3 separate regions of the Homo sapiens genome follow, and regions 2 and 3 are each linked to region 1. Evidence: chromatin contacts called from ENCODE Hi-C data. All regions are on one chromosome and are shown on one strand. The core of a region is the stretch at or near the end of the contact, and the rest is flanking DNA. Distances in the headings are between cores, read along the strand shown.

The links. A loop is a pair of places that touch in the nucleus more often than their neighbours do. Pooled maps may share reads with other maps.
Region 2: a loop to region 1 is called in a pooled map, with 6 times the contacts of the local background. The contact joins the promoter of HAUS6 here to the promoter of HACD4 in region 1. A Hi-C loop is called at or near these places in 5 of 50 pooled maps.
Region 3: a pooled map shows a loop between it and region 1 (2.0-fold over the local background). The contact joins the enhancer-like site here to the promoter of HACD4 in region 1. A Hi-C loop is called at or near these places in 2 of 50 pooled maps.

What each region holds. Positions count from the first base shown.
Region 1 is chr9:21,029,764-21,034,222 of GRCh38, reverse strand. HACD4 (3-hydroxyacyl-CoA dehydratase 4) reads left to right here and starts at 2,583. Exons shown (of 7, transcript NM_001010915.5): 1 at 2,583-2,670. The coding sequence starts at 2,633. It overlaps LOC105375989 (a long non-coding RNA gene), which reads right to left and starts at 2,581. Exons shown (of 3, transcript XR_007061435.1): 1 at 2,223-2,581; 2 at 1,572-1,751; 3 at 304-860. RefSeq lists an enhancer at 2,244-2,804 and a silencer at 2,448-2,807.
Region 2 is chr9:19,100,930-19,105,388 of GRCh38, reverse strand. It overlaps HAUS6 (HAUS augmin like complex subunit 6), which reads left to right and starts at 2,485. Exons shown (of 17, transcript NM_017645.5): 1 at 2,485-2,865. The coding sequence starts at 2,738. RefSeq lists an enhancer at 2,243-2,806.
Region 3 is chr9:19,490,982-19,495,440 of GRCh38, reverse strand. The region is part of intron 4 of LOC105375988 (a long non-coding RNA gene); the gene reads right to left. Among named protein-coding and RNA genes, the nearest start is that of MAP1LC3BP1, 30 kb to the right of the region's middle. RefSeq lists an enhancer at 1,935-2,458. Within about 2 kb of position 2,145, at least 13 of the 41 ENCODE cell types and tissues checked have a DNase peak (open chromatin) inside an H3K27ac peak, as active enhancers do.

The DNA.
Region 1 (4,459 bases), core at 1,334-3,833:
GTAGAATCAGCTAACTGCTTGATTTGAAAGGATTTTTTATTTTTCGACTGATTGGCTTGTTCTTTTTTGGCAACTAAAAAGGGCCTCTTTTTGTGCAGCAGAAAGATATAACCCAAGACGCTCCAGAAAGTCAACTGAGTTATGATGTAAAGAATGGATGTGAGGGAGGCCAATTACTCCTCACCCAGGTACTGGAAAATAAGGAATGGACAAAGAACACTACTGATTAGTAGGAGATCTGGAAAGGATGGGATCAATCGAATTTGATTGGATGGGGTGCTTAATGATGACTCCCCAATTTAAAATCAAGTGGCTAGAAAAATGGTGGTCTTTCTGTGGGAAATAATGATTTAGGAAGAGAGATAGTATGCTTATTTTAAATAGGTTGAATTGGAAGACGTTCCAAAGATAGTCCAAACAATAGGACTTTCATGAGGAAATATCCAAAAGCTGCTCAAAGGCCAGAGATAGTATTCATAAAAGAAGAAAGGGCTGAAAATAATAGTCAAAAGTTGTCCACATGGAGATAAAGCCATGTGTGGTTGTCTATGCTGAGGGATAACATGGTGACAAATGGATGGTGACTAAGGGCAGACTTTTGAGGAAATACAGCAGGAGAAGAAGACCCATCCAGAGAGACAGAAGGGACATAAGGCAAGAGACGTAGAATATGTAGAACTTCAGGGGTAAATGGCAGACAGACAGAACTGGTAAAATGCAGCAGACCTGTCAATGAGGATGTGGATGCAGGGGCTGTGTTTGGTGACAAAGGATCAATTCTTCTGGGCAGGCTTTCCACCTTCTCCCTCCTGCCCCACTGCAGGCCATCTGGGACTTTACTTTCTCTCTTGCTGCTTAACCTGATCAGAGATAGCATTGATAATGGGTTAGCCACCAGTTTACCCTTTAGATCAAATGTTCTGTAAAAGCAAGGACCGTGGGGCATCATCCTGCAAGGTGATACAGGATAGGGATTCGGCGAAAAATTAACATGCTCGCGGACGGAGCAGTGTCAGGAGAGTCAAACTGTAAGGTATTATGGAACAGGAAGATGGTAGGAAATGAAAGAAGCACCTGATCAGAGAAGGCAGGCAGGGAGTTATTAGAAGATTCCATTGAGAGAGAAACAGAAAGAATACAATGTTTAATTATATGCTAAGAGAGAGTTGTCTATGTCCCTAAAGTGCAGTGAAAGCCAATGGAAAGGAGGGGATGACGATGCAAGAAGAGGCGATGGTTAACTACTGATGCAGTGAGTCTGAGAAGGGACTGGTAAACACAAAGTTGGGGTTAACCTCCGACTGAGGGCAGGGTATGAGAGAAGGTGCAGAGAAATGTAGAGGTGAGAGGTAGGCATAGTGAATGGAATGGACTATGAAAAAAGGAAGCCACGGCCTAATGGGAAACAAACAAGAAATCCCACCAACCTTGAAGTTCTGATACTGCCATTTTATCAATTGTGTGACCTGTGCCAAGTGACTTAACATTTTTTTAATGCCTCAACTTCCCTTTTGGTAAAAATGGGGGCGCTAACTTCCAACTCCAAAACCAGGTGCCATTGTCCCACTTACTTGCAAGTGCCTTCTTAGATGTTTCTGTTTTTGTTTTAACGTTTCCCTTTCTGGGCAGAGGAGCTTGAAGATGGGCTGGATCTTATTAGCAAAGCAGGAGGGTGGGTCATCTGTGTACGGAGACAGTGATGTCATAAGCCTGAGAGATCACGAAGGGGTTGTAGCAGTGCTGGGCATAGGCTAGAGAAATTAACACAACGTGAATAAAGATTTGCAGGCACCAGTGAGAACCCAAGGGAGATTAGAGAGCAGGGAGGCCTGATAGAAGAGGAATCAGGCCCCTAGCTGAAAAAGTGTTGGGGAGGTGTGCTACAAACTTCGTTTTATTTTTATTTATTTTTTGAGACAGGATCTCGCTCTGTTACCCAGGCTGGAGTGTAGCCGCGTGATCTTGGCTCATTGCAGCCTCGACCTCCCAGGCTCAAGCGATCCTCCCACCTCAGCCTCTGGAGTAGCTGGGACCACAGGCCCGCGTCACCATGCCCGACTAATTTTTGTACATTTAGTAGAGACGCGTTTTCGCTATGTTGCCCAGGCTGGTCTCGAACTCCTGGGCTCAAAAGATCCTCCCGCCTCGGCCTCCCAAAGTGCTGGGATTATAGGCATTAGCCACTGCGCCCGGCACAAGCTTCGTGTCTGAACCTGGCTCACCGGTGGGCATTGAGCAGAGCCCACCCTGGAATCCACTCATCTCGGGAGGTTTGGGGATGGGCTTCAGCGAGTTCGGAGGCCCCGGAAATCGCCCAGATGCATTAATTTCCAGAAGGCTTGCAAGGGGGTCTCAACACAAAGATTAGGAAGCTGTAACCAGAGTTTGGTAACCCCACCGGGAACGCGAGCCGCCTCCCAGCCTTGCGCCCTGACGCGCTCTAGCAGTGCTGCAGAAACTTCGAGAACTTCGTTTTCATCTCTTCCCCAACGCACGACCTCGGGCTTTTTCTTTTTGTAAACTGCTGAGTGTGGAGAGGCCCCGCCCTTCCGCGCCCAGCCGCGGGGCCGCCCCTGCCTCCTCCCCGGTACTCCTTCCTGGACCGCGCTGGAAGCCCTGGCGGCGGCGGCCCATGGGGCCCTTGGCGCTGCCCGCCTGGCTGCAGCCCAGGTAGGGCGCTCGGCCGAATCCCGAGGGGAGGGGGCGCGGGTGGAGGGCCTGGAGGCGGGAGCTCCCCTCTGCGGCGGGCGGGCGGGCGGCACCCCCCGCCCGCCAGCAAGGCGCAGCGCTACCGTGCCCAGGCACCCCTTGGAGCTCATGCAGGTATTTGCTAACTTACCCCTCTTGACCACCCTAGGAAGCAGGCTCTGTTATTTTCTCCATTTTACAGTTGAATGGGAAGGACAGGCTGCATGGCTACCCCTGCCCTTGTGAGCCCTCTGCCAGTACTTCCCTCCCCCCAGGAGCCTTCTCTTGACTTTCTCAGACGCAGAGTTGCGGGGTGATTTTTAGATGTAACAGCCGTGGAAACACCTATCACACGTATAGATTTCAGGGCCTAGTTCCGGCGGGGAACAGATTCAGTCATATAGCGGTAGGGCCTGGGGGTGTATATGTTTAACCCACAAGCCAGGTAATTCTGATACAAGCTGAAGGAGGATTTCCTCTTCCCAAACCCTTTAGCAGTTCCTGCCTTTATAGGGGAGGATGTCCCCAAATAAAAATCATTCTGCCTCCCAGCTTATTTTCCTTGTTTCTAGGAGGTTTCACATCTTCAAGGAGGAGTAAATCTTGACCACACTGGCAGGGCCACTCCCGTCACTCTTCTGAACTCCCAGGGAACATTTCAAACAGTGCTTTTCCTAACTCCCTCAAACCATCTATCTGTCAATCTTCTCTTAGTCATCTCCCCAGCAACTCACAACACATTGTTAAACCCAGCTTGACTTCCCTCTTCTGGTATGAGCAACTAAACTGCTTTCGATATGTATCTGATGAAGGAAACTATCTACCCTTGCAAAATGTTAATAGGCAGTGGCAAGATGTTAATACTAACCTCAATCACATAATGTGTTCAAAAGTCAGGTGTGTCCAATTACTGAATTACCCAACATTTGGATTACTCCCATCCCTACCCCCCTTCAGAACTAAAACACTGTGTCTCAAGTTCTGCACTTAGCAAGCTGAGCTACTGGAACACATAGTGACATGTCAACCACTCTGCACACATGGATTTTTTGTTGTTGTTGTTGTTTTGTTTTTTATTTTTTATTTATTTTTGAGAACAGAGTTTTGATCTGTCGCCCAGGCTGGAGTGCAGTGGCGCTGTCTCGGTTCACTGCAGCCTCTACCTCCCAGGTTCAAGTGATTGTCCTGCCTCAGCCTCCTGAGCAGCTAGGTAGCTGGGATTACAGGCATACGTTACCACATCCGGCTTTTTTTTTTTTTTTTTTGTAAGTTGCCATGTTGGCCAGGCTGGTCTTGAACTTCTGGCCTCAAGTGATCCAACCCGCCTTGGCCTCCCAAAGTGCTGGGATTACATGCCTGAGCCACCGCGCCCAGCCTGTTTTGTTTTTTTAAAGAATATTCAAAGCCACCTTCGCAGTGGTTTCTTTTATTCCTTGGTGAGCAGCAAGGTTAGAACTTTATCAAAGATGAAAGCAGATTTTGAAAAAGCACTATATTTGGTTTTAAGCAAACTCACTATACAGATGGTCCATGACTCACAATTTTTTAAACTTTGTGATGGTGTGAAAATGATATGTATTCATTAGAAACCGTACTTCAAATTTTGGATTTTAATCTTTCCCCAGGCTAGCGATGTGCAGGTATGATATCCTTTCATGATGCTGGGCCGCGGCATCAGGCCGCAGCTCCCAGTCGGCCGCATGATCAGGAAGGTAAACAACCGGTACTCCACAGTGCACTGTGTTGCCAGATGATTCCACCCAACTGTAAG
Region 2 (4,459 bases), core at 1,236-3,735, 1.9 Mb after region 1:
TGACTAGAGTGACTCCATCTTAAAGTAGCTAGGCACTTACAAGGCTCCTATAAAATTAATGCTTATGGTTTAAAAATAGCCACATTCTAAGCTGGCCACCAATTATAATTACAGAATATTTATGGCCATACAGGACATCTCCCACTAAGCCTGCAGAATGTCCAGATGTTCTAAAGAGCAGCCCACTTTACTTAAAGATGACGTTAATGAGCAAGCTTAGGTTGAAAGATTAATGGTCTCTGAAAGCACAATAGCCCTACCTTTAGTGAGCACATCTGCGCATTCCAAGTTTAATCACAGCTCTTTATAGTTTCTTACAAGCAGAGACAGTAACAAAGGACCTTGTGTTCCTCCGCCTGCTTTCTGAGGTTGCTCCGCTCTTCAACGGAGTAGTTTCCAATAAACTTGCTTCCTTCATTGTGTTCTGTGATTCACCTCAAATTATTTCCTGCACGAGATCCAAGAACCTTCTCTTTGGGTCTGGATCAGGACTCTGTTTTTTCCGGCAACAATTTTACAGACTTTGACTCTTTTTGTCGACAGGAGTCAGAGATTTTTTTTTTGTGGCTGTTCTTTTGCTTTGAGAAGGGTCTTGCTCTGTCACTAGGCTGAAGTGCAGTCGTGCAATCACAGTTTACTGCAGCCTCAGCCTCCCAGGGCCCACGTGATTTTCCCACCTCAGCCTTCTGAGCAGCTGGACCACAGGCGTGCACCACCAGAATGGAGTCAGAGATCTTACAGATGACCTCCATAATGAAAAGCTATGGGTGATAGCATAAACTTCAAAAGGTGCTTTTAGGCTGGGCACGGTGGCTCATTCCTTGGGAGGTCAAGGTGGGCAGGTCGCTTGAGCCCAGGAGTTCGAGCCCAGCCTGGGCAACTTAGTGGCTTTTCTTTCTTTCTCTCTCTCTCTCTCCTCTTTTTTTTTTTTTTTTTTGAGACAGAGTCTCACTTTGTCGCCCAGGCTGGAATGCAGTGGAAGGATCTTGGCTCACTGCAACGTCTGCCTCCCGGGTTCAAGCGATTCTTCTGCCTCAGCCTCCCGAGTAGCTGAGCTGGGATTACAGGCATGCGCTACCACGCCCGGCTAATTTTGTATTTTTAGTAGAGACGGGGTTTCTACATGTTGGTCAGGCTGGTCTCGAACTCCCCACCTCAGGTGATCCGCCCACCTTGGCCTCCCAAAGTGCTGGGATTATAGGCGTGAGCCACTGTGCCCCGCCTCTCTCTCTTTTATTAAGGTGATTTTAGTGAGGCAGGAGACAATCATTGCCAGAGGTAGCAATGAGACTTAAAAGCAGGTTACCCAATCCACTTCCAGGCCCTGTTGTCAGTGGGGTTTGTGGTAGGCAACAGCTGTCAATTAAGACGACGGGCCGGGTGCGGTGGCTCACGCCTATAATCCCAGCACTTCGGGAGGCCGAGGAGGGCGGATCACGAGGTCAGGAGATCGAGACCATCCTGGCTAACAGGGTGAAACCCCGTCTCTACTAAAAATACAAAAAATTAGCCCGGCGTGGTGGTGGGAGCCTGTAGTCCCAGCTACTCGGGAGGCTGAGGCAGGAGAATGGCGTGAACCTGGGAGGCGGAGCTTGCAGTGAGCCGAGATTGCGCCACTGCACTCCAGCCTGGGAGACAGAGCTAGACTCCGTCTCAAAAAAAAAAAAAAAAAAAAAAAAAAAATTAAGAGGACTGCAGGCGGCCAGGCGCAGTGGCTCACGCCTGTAATCCCAGCACTTTGGGAGGCCAAGACCGGCAGATAACCTGAGGTCAGGAGTTCGAGACCAGCCAGCCAACATGGTGAAACCCCGTCTCCATTAAAAATACAAAAAAATTAGCCGGGCGTGGTGGCGGACACCTGTTAATCCCAGCTACTCGGGAGGCTGAGGCAGGAGAATCGCTTGAACCCGGGAGGCGGAGGTTGCAGTGAGCCGAAATCGCGTCACTGCACCCCAACTTGAGCAACAAGAGCGAAACCCCGTCTCAAAAAAAAAAAAAAAAAAAAAAAAGACTGCAGGACTGCAGGGGAGTATAGAGCCAGATTTCATTTAAAGCAGGAAAAGGAACATCCGGCATTTGAGGACATAGATTTCGCTAACGACAGAAATGAGGCTCAGAGATTACGTGACTTGATTAGAGTCACAGTGAGCATAGCGGAGGATGGAACCAATGCTTTAACTCTACACCGAGGCATAGTGCTCCATTTATGGCTTTTTTGTGACGTAACAACTAGGATACACAAGCAAATGGACCCCACTAACCAAGAATCAGAAACCCGAAGGCCCGAGGATCTGGGCACGACAGCGGTTAAGCAAGCGCAGAGCAAGTCGCTGGCCGCGCAATGCCCGGTGGGTCTTGCAGTTTCTTGGCTGGGCATGGCCGGAAGGGAGGAGAGAAGGACGCATTGCATGGCGGGAGATATAGTCTTTGCCGGAAGTCCCTCCTCCCTCGGACGCCTGGCGGCGCCGGCGCACACTGCTCTTCCTTAAGGGCGGGAGTCTCGGTTTGTGGTGGCTTCGCTGAGGCAGTGGTGGCCGCACTATACCGTTAGAAACTCAATTTCCCGGAGGTTGTGAGGCCCTTTGAGGCGAAATCGCTCTGGGCGTGAAAGGAGCAGGCGTTGGCAATGGAAGGACCACCGCGACCTCAGGCTGACCGTAGGGAGGGATCTTGAGGGCCCTCCGAGTCCCCTGGGCTTGCGCTTTCTTTCTTTGCAGCCACCGTGCCTACCGCGAGGATGAGCTCGGCCTCGGTCACCGCTTTCGAGAAGGAGCATCTCTGGATGTATCTGCAGGCGCTCGGCTTCGAGCCAGGCCCGGCAACCATTGCCTGCGGAAAGATCGTGTCGCACACGCACCTCGGAGTGTAAGGAGGCCGGGGCCGGCGGGGCGAGGGAGCCTGAACCGGGGGACGCCGGGGGACTCCCCCTTTTGTAGACCCCGGAGGTTGATTAATCAGAATTGGTTGAGCAGTTACTCTGTGCCAGGCATTGGCTCCAAAGTTCCTACTCCCAGTTGCTGCCAGCCTAGGGGCAGAGACAGACAGTAAATAATGCAAGAGTGCCGGAAGCGCTCTGTAGGGGAGTGCAAAAGTCTGCAGATGGGGAGAGTGCAAGACTGGAGGAGCAGCTTAACTCTGCCTATGTGGTGGAGGGGTGGTCTGTGAAGTAGTGGGAGGGATGGCGGGTGGTAGTGGAAGAGCATGGGAACCATATGTACAAAACACCTTTTGGACTCAAGGGAGCCTTTGAAGGTGGTTGTTTAATTTTATAATTTTTAATTTTTTAATTAGTAAGGCATGTTGGAGTTAGCATAAAACAACGGAGAAGGGTATTAAAAACAAATACCCTTTTAAGAAAAGTATGGAAAGTAAAAGCCCCTTCCCTACTTTTTCCACTTCTGTTTTATCAACTTTAGCCAGTATCTCTATTTAATCATTCCCACTGTAGGCCAAGAGGAATTCTTTTCTTTCATATGGAGTCTCCCTCTGTTGCCAGGCTGGAGTGCAGTGGCACGATCTCGGCTCACTGCACCCTCCAACTCCCTGGTTCAAGCGATTCTCCTGCCTCAGCCTCCCGAGTAGCTGGGATTACAGGCACTTGCCACCACGCCCAACCAATTTTTGTATCTTTAGTAGAGACGGGGTTTCACCATGTTGGCCAGGATGGTCTCGATCTCCTGAGCTCATGATCCACCTGCCTCGGCCTCCCAAAGTGCTGGGATTACAGGCGTGAGCCACCGTGCCCGGCCTCTATTTTTTTAAAGTATTATTATTTTAGAGACAGTAGCTAACCATGTTGCCCAGGCTGGTCTCAAAATTCCTGGGCTCAAGCAATCCTCCTGCTTCGGTCTTCCAAAGTGCTGGGATTATAGATATGAGCCATTGTTTTTTGTTTTGAGACAGGGTCTCCCACTCTGTCGCCCAGTCTGGAGTGCAGTTGTGCGATCACAGCTCACTGCAGCCTCCAACTCCTGGGCTCAGGCGATCCTCCCACTTCACCCTCCTGAGTAGCTGGGACTACAGGTGCGTGGCACCATGCCTAGGGTCGGCATGTTGCCCAGGCTGGTCTTGAGCTCCTGGCCTCCAGCAATCCCCCCGCCTTGGCCACTCCAAGTGCTGGGATTACAGATGTGAGCCACCGAGCCTGGCCTGTTTTATTTATGTTCATAGTTGTACATATTTTGGGGATATAAAATTTTGATATTTTGATACACTTATACAATGTATAAGGATCAGATCAGGATAAATGGGATAGCCATCATCTCAAACATTTATCTTTCCTTTGTGTTGGAAACATTTCAGTTCTTTTCTAGCTATTTTAAAATACACAATAAATTATTTTTAACTATAGTTTCACTTATGTACTATTGAACACTAGAACTTATTCCTTCTATCTAACTGTATATTTGTACCCATTAATCAACTTCTCTTCCTCCCTCCTTCTCTCCTTTTCCTTTCC
Region 3 (4,459 bases), core at 896-3,395, 1.5 Mb after region 1:
CAGTCAGCCTCCCTCCCTCCTGCCCGCTGCCACAGCGCCCCCACCAGTTGCTCTCCCACCTGGACACTTGTGGCTGATACAGGCTGCATGATACATGCTGCGTGGAGGGTAAACACACCTGATAGCAATAACATAAGCAGACCCTGAGGATGACCCTGTATGGCAGACACATCTGAATGTGTGTTTCAAGCTAAGGAATCCGGCATGGCCAACCTGGAGATTCATACCTTATCAGTGATGAACATCCGAGCCCCCCACCCATCCCATGGAATGCGGGCCATACAAGGGATTGAGGCCCTGAGTTTTGGGCTAAACAAAGGTTGCCAGGTGGAGGTCATTAAGGGGAGGGTGTTAGGTGAAAACGCTATTTAAACTGCACACTGTTTGCAAGCAGTTACGGTTTTCCTGCCCAGCCTGCTGCCACTGGACTGTTTGTAAGGTGGCTATCTTGTCCAGCACACCACCACTGGACTCTCTCCCCTGTATGTGAGCCCCTAATAAAACCCCCACATTGGCCGGGCATGGTGGCTCATGCCTGTAATCTCAGTACTTTGAGAGGCCAAGGCAGGAGGGATCACCGGAGGTCAGGAGTTCAAGACCAGCCTGGCCAGCATGGTAAAACCCTGTCTCTACTAAAAATACAAAAATTAGCTGGGTGTGGTGGCACGTGCCTGTAATCCCAGCTACTTGGGAGACTGAGGCAGGAGAATCGCTTGAACCCAGGAGGCGGAGGTTGCAGTGAGCCAAGACCACACCACTGCACTCCAGCCTGGGTGACAGAGAAAGACTCCATCTCCAAAAAAAACACCATGTCTCCTTTGCTGGCTCTGAGTCTCTTCTTCAGCCTCCTGAACCTAGTGCCTTCCCTATTGAGGTTAATAGGGGTTTGGCACAACACAAGGCCAGGCCACTTCTGCCCTGACCCCCTGGATTTGATCTAGTTTTTTTTCCTGGGGCCACTGCTGACTTCTTCCCCACAAAGGATGCCCAGGTGGCTGCAGGACTTCCTGAGCCCACTTTACCATCCTGATGACTTGAGTCTTTTCTGAACTGAGCCATTTTGTCTGGGGTCTTGGATCTAAGATGTGTCTAAGATCTTGTGCCATCTCCTTAAGGAGAAAGGGTTCACTCCGGGACAAGAGTAGGGTTACACTAGGAGGGTTCCAAACCAAATGAACTCCTGAGACCACTGCAGAGTGGCTCCTCAACCAGGAGGTTCAGAGAACTTCCTTCCCTGTGAGCCTCAGGAGAAGAAATTGTCAGGAGTTATCGCTCACTTGTGACAGAACAGGTGCTGTCTGACAGGAAGAAGATAAATTGAAACCCGTGTGTGCAACTGAGAGAGTATGAGTGAGTTCATGCAGGAAAGACAGCACTAGACCAGGAAAAATACTCCTCAGAAAATCCATTACATCCACAAGCATGTGGGCCAAGTCAAGGGGTGTCTATTGAAAGAAAGGAAACTGTTCTTGTTTTAAGGCAACATTAAATCCAAAGATCCTGGGCTGTTCAGACAGGGAGTTAAGGGGGACTCCTTCCTGCATCTCCATGTTGAATGGGGCAGAGGGAATGGGAATATGGTTACTGAGCTGCCAAAATAGAACCATCTTCCCTCCTCATCGGAACTTTGCCTGACAACCTTCTCCGCTCGGGTTCTTTACTCCGCTTTTTCTGTTGGGGTTGCGAAAGGGAGAATCATAATCTTCCTATCAGCTGCTTTGACATCTGCCGTAGTTTGGCAGGAACTAATCTAATGACGAGAGACTGACTCAGATTCTTTCTGGGAAGAGGCATTTTGGGGACAAGAAAGCAAAAGAGGATATGTGCGAGCAAAGCCCCAGAAGTCGGCAGCGAGAACAGGCTTCCCAGACAGCCACCTCCCACAGTCACTGGGCATTGCCAGGTGGCCAGGCTGTGGGGTGGGGGCAGTCCCCTCAGCCACGCTGAAAGCAGGTGGGCGTCCAGCCAACACCGCTGCTACACCCCAGGCCGCCTTCCTGAGCACCAGTTGCCGAGGCAACCGGGGTACTTTGCAAATATCTTTTTTAGATGTGACTTCCAGAAAAAAAGGGCAAGGTGACAAGAGGGATGGAAGGAACAGAGAGATACCAGGCTGACGCTTGACACTGAAAATGCAGCCAGAAGTTCTTGGTGCTGCTGCCCTCTACAGGCAAAATCGTAGATTACGACGCTCACCCACCAAAAATGCCCTGAAAATGAAATGTCTCACTTTCCCACCAAGTAGCCTGGGAGTAACAAAACAGGAGCAGGGATAGGGAAGGCCCAGGGGTCCAGCTACAGCCATGGTATCACCAGAAAGGGAAGAGACAATTTGAGAAACACTAGGTCAAAAGTCAAATGTTGCCAGTTCTGGAAATTGCTTGGTAATAATGTGATTGTACATACAAATGCAAAAGCAGGCACTGAAATCTACATGCTGCAGTTGGCTTGGAGACCGTCATCTATGCCATTCATGCACTGCCAGTTTTGTGGGGAACCTGGTGGTAAACCACTGGTAGACCACCTGCTTCTGGCTGGGAATTTTGTATGTAGCAGAGCAGCTCCCTCGCCGTCCTCTATTGTAAGTCAGCACTTCTTGATACAAGGGTTTGTAAAAAGAAAAAAAAAAATGAAGGAAACAAAGATAATCTATAATCCACAATCGGGGTGAATCTTTTCTATTTTGACAATGAAATCACAATTATAACAATGTTATAAGGAATTCTCATGCCCTCAAGAACGTGCTGGGTATCCTCTGTGTAAAGCAAGGATACAATTTAATCTTTGCTTATAAAAATGCTCCAGCTTCCATGACTCAGGTACACTGCAGACCGCCACCAGGAGTAGCAGCACCTGGGAATGCATACACAAATTCCCAGGCCCCACATCAGACCTGCAGACCCTGAAACTCTGGGGGTGGAGCCCAGAAATCCGTGCTTTGACAAGCCCTCCAGGTGATTCTGATGTCCACTAAAATTTGAGAACTAATGATTTATGTAACAATTATTCATTTGAAACTCCAAATATTACTCATTTCAACACACTCATTCATTTCAGGCAGTGACTGAGAGAAGAAATGAGTTGAGATAAAGGCAAGGTGTGCAGAAGAAGCAAAGCCTATCCCCTCCCTGCCTGGGCAGGTATCACAATCTTAGAATCTCAGGATATCACAAATTCCCCTCTCTACCATTGAGGGAAAGGTGATTCCCTCTGCTCCTGGCCAGACCTTCAAGCTCAAAATGAGCTTCTAGTAATACAGGTGATCTAGGGATTAAGAGAAATAGGTTGTTTGGCAGGAGGTGCAGGACAAAGGAGGTTATTGCCAATTGAGCACTGATGCCAGAACTCTCAGAAGGACCCTGTTATGCAAGTAGAAGTACCCCATTAACAGACGCAGGAACTGAGCCCTTAGGGAAGTCAAATGACTTGCCCAAAGTCATCTCACTACTTAGAAGAAATGAGATTAGGACTAAGGCCCATGTGACAAAGAAGACCATGTCTTTCTTCTAAATTCTACTGGGCCACTCTTAGCACTGTCTAAAAGAACTGTGATAGAAATGTCCTTTGTCTGTAGCCACTAGCCACTCGTGACTATTGAACACTTGAAATGTTGCAGGTGACCAGGTGCTGTGGCTCACACCTGTAATTCCAACAGTTTGGGAGACTGAGGTGAGAGAATTGCTTGAGGCCAGGGATTTGAGACCAGCCTGGGCAACACTGTGAAAACTTGAAACAAAAAAAAAAAAAAAAAATTGGCCAGGTGTGGTGTCTCATGCTTATAATCCCAGCACTTTGGGAGGCCAAGATGGGCGGATCTCTTGAGCTCAGTTGTTCAAGACCAGCCTGGGCAACATGGTGAAAACCTATCTCTACAAGATACCAAAAAAAAAAAAAATTACATTAGCTGGGCATGGTGGTGCATGCCCATAGTCCAACTACTGGAGAGGCTGAGGTGGGAGGATCGCTTGAGCCTGGGAGACGGAGGTTATAGTGAGCCGAAATCACAACACTGCACTCCAGACTGGTTGACAGAGTGACAGTGAGACCCTATCTAAAAAAAAAAAAAAAAAAAAAAAAAAAAATTTAAATTCACCAGGTATGGTGGTGCCTACCTGTAGTCCCGATTACTCAGGAGGCTGAGGCAGGAGGATCACCTGAGCATAGGAGTTTGAAGCTGCACTGAGCTATGATACCACTGTACTCCAGCCTGAGTGACAGAGCAAGATCCTGTCTCAAAAAAAAAACAAAAAACAAAAAAACCACACACACACAAAGGAGAAGAAAGGAATAAAGGAAGGTTGCAGATGTGGTGTAACTGAGAAACTAAATCTTTCATTTATTTTAAATTACTTTAAAGTAGTCACATGGGGTTAGTGACTATTCTATTGCAGAGTGGAGGATCATATAGTTTTGTGTAACAATGCCTCAAGAGTGGAAATCTTCACCCAAAATAATCCTC